2 separate regions of the Homo sapiens genome follow, and region 1 is linked to region 2. The links are chromatin contacts, found by Hi-C or POLR2A ChIA-PET in ENCODE. All regions are on one chromosome and are shown on one strand. Each heading gives the region's core, a stretch centred on a gene start or an enhancer-like site at or near the end of the contact. The rest is flanking DNA. Distances are from core to core; before and after follow the strand shown. Region 1 holds the start of CRYL1 (crystallin lambda 1). Region 2 holds the start of LATS2 (large tumor suppressor kinase 2).

Region 1 (2,834 bases), core at 299-2,798, 540 kb before region 2:
ACACACACATAAACTCTGGTAACTATTAATAAAATGCAAGACAGAGGTAACTACCACCACTGGTACAAAGTGCACTTTTTTTTTTTCAGACGGAGTTTCGCTCTTATTGCCCAGACTGGAGTGCAATGGCACCATCTCGGCTCACCGCAACCTCCGCCTCCCGGGTTCAAAGGATTCTCCTGCCTCAGCCTCCCGAGTAGCTGGGACTACAGGCATGTGCCACTACGCCCGGCTAATTTTGTATTTTTAGTAGAGACGGAGTTTCTCCATATTGGTCAGGCTGGTCTCGAACTCCCGACCTCAGATGATCCGCCTGCCTCGGCCTCCCAACGTGCTGGGATTACAGGGGTGAGCCACCGCGCGCGGCCCAAAGTGCACTTTTTAATATGCCTTCACTATTCAACCACGGGCACTCATGGGCCAGAAAGAACAAAGGCACAGTTAACTCCACTGCTCTGGAGAAAAGAAAGCTGACAACAAGGAATCTGATGCCTTCCTTCAGTGGGAAGGAAACACCCTGACATTGGAAGTGGTCTCCACACCGGGTTGTACACTGATGGGGGGCGGAGTCGGGGGCAGGCCAACACCTCAACAGCAGTCACCAAAAAGGTGCTTTTAACTATCAATAGCAAGTATTAACATGTTTATAGATTGCTGCTAACAGCTGGCCAAAGAAAGGTACATACAAATGCCCCTTTTTAAAAAACAAAAATAGCAAGGATTGTAACCGTAGGGGTGGGGGGCGGGGTGGGGGAAGCACACACTAAAAATCAGTTTGGGCAGAATTTAAGCTGTTAAATGGACACACTTAGCAAACTCTCTGGGCTCCATCGGCCCCCACCTCCCCTCTGGAAACATCGCCTCGCCCAGGAATTAGGACTGCGTGTATGTTCGCCTAACACCTGCTGCGGCCTCCAGCGACATCGTCGCCGACAGGACTGCGCTGGCACCCTCCCTGCTGGGCTAGTCCTGTCTCCGTCACTAAACGCCTGTGACCTTAGGTAAACTGCTTAGTCTCAGTATTCTCATTCGTAAAATGGGGATGAGAACACAGTCGTCGCAGGATCGCAGCCAGAATTCGTTTCATTCAACACGGTGCCTGGCACTTCTATGTGGACCTGCGGGCAGACGCGGCGACATTCAACAGAGTCCAGGAACCGCAGGCCCCGCGGCCTGGGCGGTCAACCTCGGAACCTCCTGCAACGCTGGCTCCCGGGAAGCAGACCCAACTCCGCGGGGCGCCTCCACCTGCCAAGCCCCTCCAGCCGCGCCTCTCCCCGAGCCCGCCAGCGCCGTAGGGGCCGCAGGGCGCAGGGCTTCGGAGGACCGGAGGCCGGGGCGGGGACAGCGACCCGGCGCCCACCCCGAGGGCCCCACGCGAGGGCACCACGTCCCCGGCGTCTCCCCGGGCTCCAGGGGCAGCAGCGCGGCTCGGAGCCCTTTACCTGCCAACGATCACCACGCAGCCGGCCGCGGAGGACGCCATGGTTGGGCCGGGGACGCGGCGCCGCGGGCGCTGGGACCAGGCGCCGGCGGAGCTGCGAGCTCTGGGCTCCGGGGAGGGCGGGTCCCGCGCCCATTGGCTGCGCGCGCGGACCGGGAGGGCGGGGAGGGCCGCTTGGTCCCTGAGTGGGGTGCGCGCCGCGGGCCCGAGACACCGGGAGACACACGGCGCGCCGACCCTCGTGGGCAGGGGCAGGACCAGCGCGGGGGCACGTCGGGGGGTGGAAAGCGGGAAGACCACGCGCTTGTGACTGTCAGCATTCACCGTGAAGTCCGTGTCTATAGGAGGGGACACGGGCAGGCTGGCACGGGCTCTAGCGCTAAAGCACCCTAGAGAAACTGTCAGAGAATGTCCCCTTTGCTAATTCGTCTCTGAAAGACGCCTGCCGCTGCCGCCAACTGCGAACTGGGCGCAGGGACTGCGACAGCAGTGAAAGAGAACACCTGATGCGTTCATCTGCGCTACGGAAGGACACGTCTGAATTCCTCCACGGAGCACACTCTGCACTCGGTTTATGTATCAGAAAAAGGAAATGCCCTCGTGCCCTGACTCCTGGCCTTCTTGGAGCCCGGAACAGACCAAGAGGAAGGGGCATCACACATTGCCTGACAGTGGTGTGCGTCCACACAGCACAAGCTGAACGGGAAATGACACAGTCATTAGACAGAGGAGACAGTACTCAAGCTGGAACCGCAGCCAACACTGAGATGATAAAAGGAAGTCTTCCTTTGTTTCCCCTGAGTCAGGAACGTGGAAAGAGAAATCTCAGGGGAGGGGTTAGGTTTTTTTGTTTTGTTTTGTTTTTTAAAGAACAGTTTCACAAATTATCGATAAATATTTGTAAAGTATTCAACCTCAAGAGAAATGAAAAGTAACACAAGGAAGATAAGTCATCTCTCACTCATCAGATTGGCTAAGTCACATGGATTGATTATATTCCCATATCCGTAATGGAGTGTTTCGGACATGCAACTTACACACAGTAGAAGGCAAGCTTAAATGTTGAGGACTTTTTGGAGGGAATGTTACAGTACATTGTTGAGACAGCCGCTAGCCTGAGCAACCGCGCCTGCTCTGGCTGAGAATACAAGGCTCCAAAGCTTCCATCTTCTGATGGAGCAGTTTCTGTAGTCAGTTACACAGGCAGCCAATATAATAATCAAGGCACCCAGGGAGTGAGCATCCTGTGACTGCTCACTACCGGAGGCTATGGGGGCAGCAGACTGGCTTGTTTGCTGCTCCCTGCAAAGTCATGCCTGAAATCCCAGCGCTTTGGGAAGCTGAGTAGTAAATAATAGCTTGAGGCCAGGAGTTCAAGACCAGCCTGGGC
Region 2 (2,976 bases), core at 167-2,666:
ACCCTCGGGACACTGGAGACTTGCATTTCACAAACGGGTTTGCTCCAGGCCGCACTCCATCCCCGAGGGAAAGCTCCCCAGAAGTTCTGGAGTTGGGCTGAAGGATGTGATGGCAAGATGTGAATGATGTCAGAATCCCCATCTCCAGAGTCCGGCTGGGGAGCTAAGCGCAGGTGAGCTTACATCAGAAGAGAAAGCCAAACCCCCCACACGTCGCTAAACTAGGGCACGGGAATGGCGTGTTATGCAACGGCCGCCGTTCGCGTGGCCACGAAAGCGCTCCTGCGCCTCGGGCCGCGTCCCGCCAAGACCGTGAGCAAACTCGCAGAGTTGGCGCGGCAGCCGGCCGGGAGACGCCGAGCAGGGCCTGGCCGCCCGCAGCCCGGGAGGAACGGCGCCCCCAGGGTCCGGTGGCCTCTGAGGGGCTGACTGGCCCGTGAGCCGGCGGCGCGGCCGCGGGGAACGGGGTGGGAACCGCGCGGCAGTGGGTGAGGCGGCGCAGCCACCGGGGGCTGAGGGGCGGCGCGGCCTCGACTGCGGCACCGCCGTGGGTCCGTCGGCTCGCGGGACGACGGGGCGGCCGGCGGGGGCCAACAGGGCGGGCTCTGAAGGACTGATTGGCCCGTGGGACGATGGCGCGGCCGGGAGGATGGCCCCGGATCCGTGGGACCGCTGCGCCGCCGGACCGGGGGTCCCGAGGCTGTCAGGGGCGCCCGGCCGGGCGTCTAGTGAAAAGCCGATCCCCCGGAGACAGCGGAAGCAGAGGCGCGCCCGGCGCTACGGCCTTTCGGGTCTAGGACACCGCCCCCGGCCCGCGCCGCCCCTGCCCCGCCGGGATCCCGGCCGCCCCGGTCGCCGCACAACAAAGCGGCGCAGCCCCGCTGCCCCCGCCCGACGCCGGCCTCCAACTTCCCCGGCTCCTCTGGAACCGGCTCCGCGGGCTCCGTACGGCCTGGACTACGAGCCGCCGGGCGGGGGCGGCTCCGGGCGGGCGCGGACCGTGGGGGCAGGGCGCAGGGCTCCGTCCGGACAAACTTCCTCGGCCGCCCCGCCGGGCGCCCTTCCCGGAGCCTCGGCACCACAGTAGGTGCGCGGAGCCGCAGGGCTCGACCGCTTCGCGGAAACTCTCGCCACCCTCCGAGCTGCCGCCCCGACCCCAGCTCCCAGCCCCCTCACCTCCAGGGGCGCGGTCTACACCCTCGGGGGCGTCCTGGCCGGCGGCTCCCGGGCCTCTCGCGCCGGGAGACCGGGCACTGGTGGCTGGAGCTGCTGCTGGCCCCGCAGGGACGGGGGAGCCCCGGGCGGCGGCGGTGGCGTGGACGGCGACTGCTCCATCTTCCCGGGGCGCTCACGCCGCGGTTCCAAAGCGCAGACCCAAGTGGGACATTCGCTACATTGTTGGCATTCCACGGGCGTCACGTGACCCCGCCTCCCGCGTCACTCTCGGCCGCATACCAGTCCGGGCGGGGCGCCTGCGGCCCCTGCTCCTCCGCGGCCGCTCCGCCCAGCCCCGCCCGGCCGTGCTTCCTGCCTCCGGCCTCGACCGCCACCTGCCCACGGCCTCCCTGCTGGCCTGCGGTAGCTCGCCAGGGCCTCTCGGACCTATTTGACTGGCTGCTATCTGCCCCCAAACTTGAGTATTTGCCCTCTCGACTGCATTTGTATTAAAAGTTGGTAACTGTCGTTAAAGCCACTATTCTTAAGTATCTCATACCAGTCTTGGTGAAAGAAAAAAAAAAGTTAGCAGGCCTGAAGGAGCCACCAAGTTACCAACTAGTGGCTGGACACTAAAAATAGGGGCAGAAAAGGACAGACGGCTATTGGGACAGTGGAATCAAACAATTAAGAAGGACGTTTGCCAGAAGCGGTGGCTCACGCCTGTAATCCCAGCACTTTGAGAGGTCTAGGCGGGTGGATCACCTGAGGTCGGGAGTTCGAGACCAGCCTGACCAACTTGGAGAAACCCCCGTCTCTATTAAAAATACAAAATTAGCCAGGCGTGGTGGCTCATGCCTGTAATCCCAGCTCTTCGGGAGGCTGAGGCAAGAGAATCACTGGAACCCGGGAGGCGGAGGTTGCGGTGACCTGAGATCGCATCATTGCACTCCAGCCTAGGCAAGAAGAGCAAAACTCCGTCTCAAAAAAAAAAAAAAAAGAACGTCTGATGCACACCCAAATTTAACCTGATTTAATTTAATCAACCTCCCCTCCCCATGTATATTTTCTTTCTGAGAAGTATTTTATGGTGTAGGGAATAGTATAGTACCGTATATACCAGCAAGTGAGGTCGTGGGTTTTGAACAGCTTCACTATCCATTTGAGGACTGTGGATCTGGTACAGGGACAGAAGCAGGGATGGTGCAAAGATTCACAGTAGAAATAATAGACTGGAAGCCAAATCCTCAGTCTACTTCTGGCTCTCCTAACATCATACTTCCTACCACCTATATCTGTGGCAAGTGATGCTGAGGGTCAATATAGTGTTTAAAGTCAACTCGATTTCCTCTTTAATTGACAAACTCTTGTGAAATTTTTAAATTTTACTCTCATGGGAAACAGTAGTAAAGGTCATTATCTGTGCACTATTTTGACAGTCTCACCCAGCCTTCAGTCCCTGGTTCATCCTCCTCCCCTCCCTCTCTTTCAATCTCTTAAGGCCTCAGCTCTTCCAGGGAATCTTCTCAGATCTCTGTTTTCTCTCTTCTTTGGGCTCTGATAATCAAACCGTAATCCCTTCCTGCCAGCAGAAGTGTGCAAAAAAAAAAAAAAGAAACCATCATCGTGCAGCTTAGAATTCAATTTAATTTTTCGATAGTATCCTGTATGCTACCCAGATATCTTGCACAGTACTGGGAGCAAAATAAGTCTCCAGCCAATATTCTGCAATTGAGCCCTACTGGCATTACCTATGTACTTTTCCACATTTTTTCCTTTTTTTCTTAGAGACAGAGTCTCACTCCATTGCCCACGCTGGAG

The links. Hi-C counts contacts between places; a loop is a spot of excess contacts on that map. ChIA-PET counts read pairs that join two places held with the same protein, here RNA polymerase II (POLR2A). Pooled maps may share reads with other maps.
Region 1: a loop to region 2 is called in a pooled map, with 4 times the contacts of the local background. The contact joins the promoter of CRYL1 here to the promoter of LATS2 in region 2. A Hi-C loop is called at or near these places in 1 of 37 single-sample maps with no recorded cell type and 5 of 50 pooled maps. POLR2A ChIA-PET finds 5 or more read pairs at or near these places in 1 of 52 experiments (WTC11).

The regions. Positions count from the first base shown.
Region 1 is chr13:20,524,309-20,527,142 of GRCh38, forward strand. CRYL1 (crystallin lambda 1) reads right to left here and starts at 1,549. Exons shown (of 8, transcript NM_015974.3): 1 at 1,446-1,549. The coding sequence starts at 1,486. RefSeq lists a silencer at 1,225-1,774 and an enhancer at 1,955-2,064.
Region 2 is chr13:21,060,170-21,063,145 of GRCh38, forward strand. It overlaps LATS2 (large tumor suppressor kinase 2), which reads right to left and starts at 1,417. Exons shown (of 8, transcript NM_014572.3): 1 at 1,177-1,417. RefSeq lists an enhancer at 1-776 and silencers at 282-691, 832-1,631.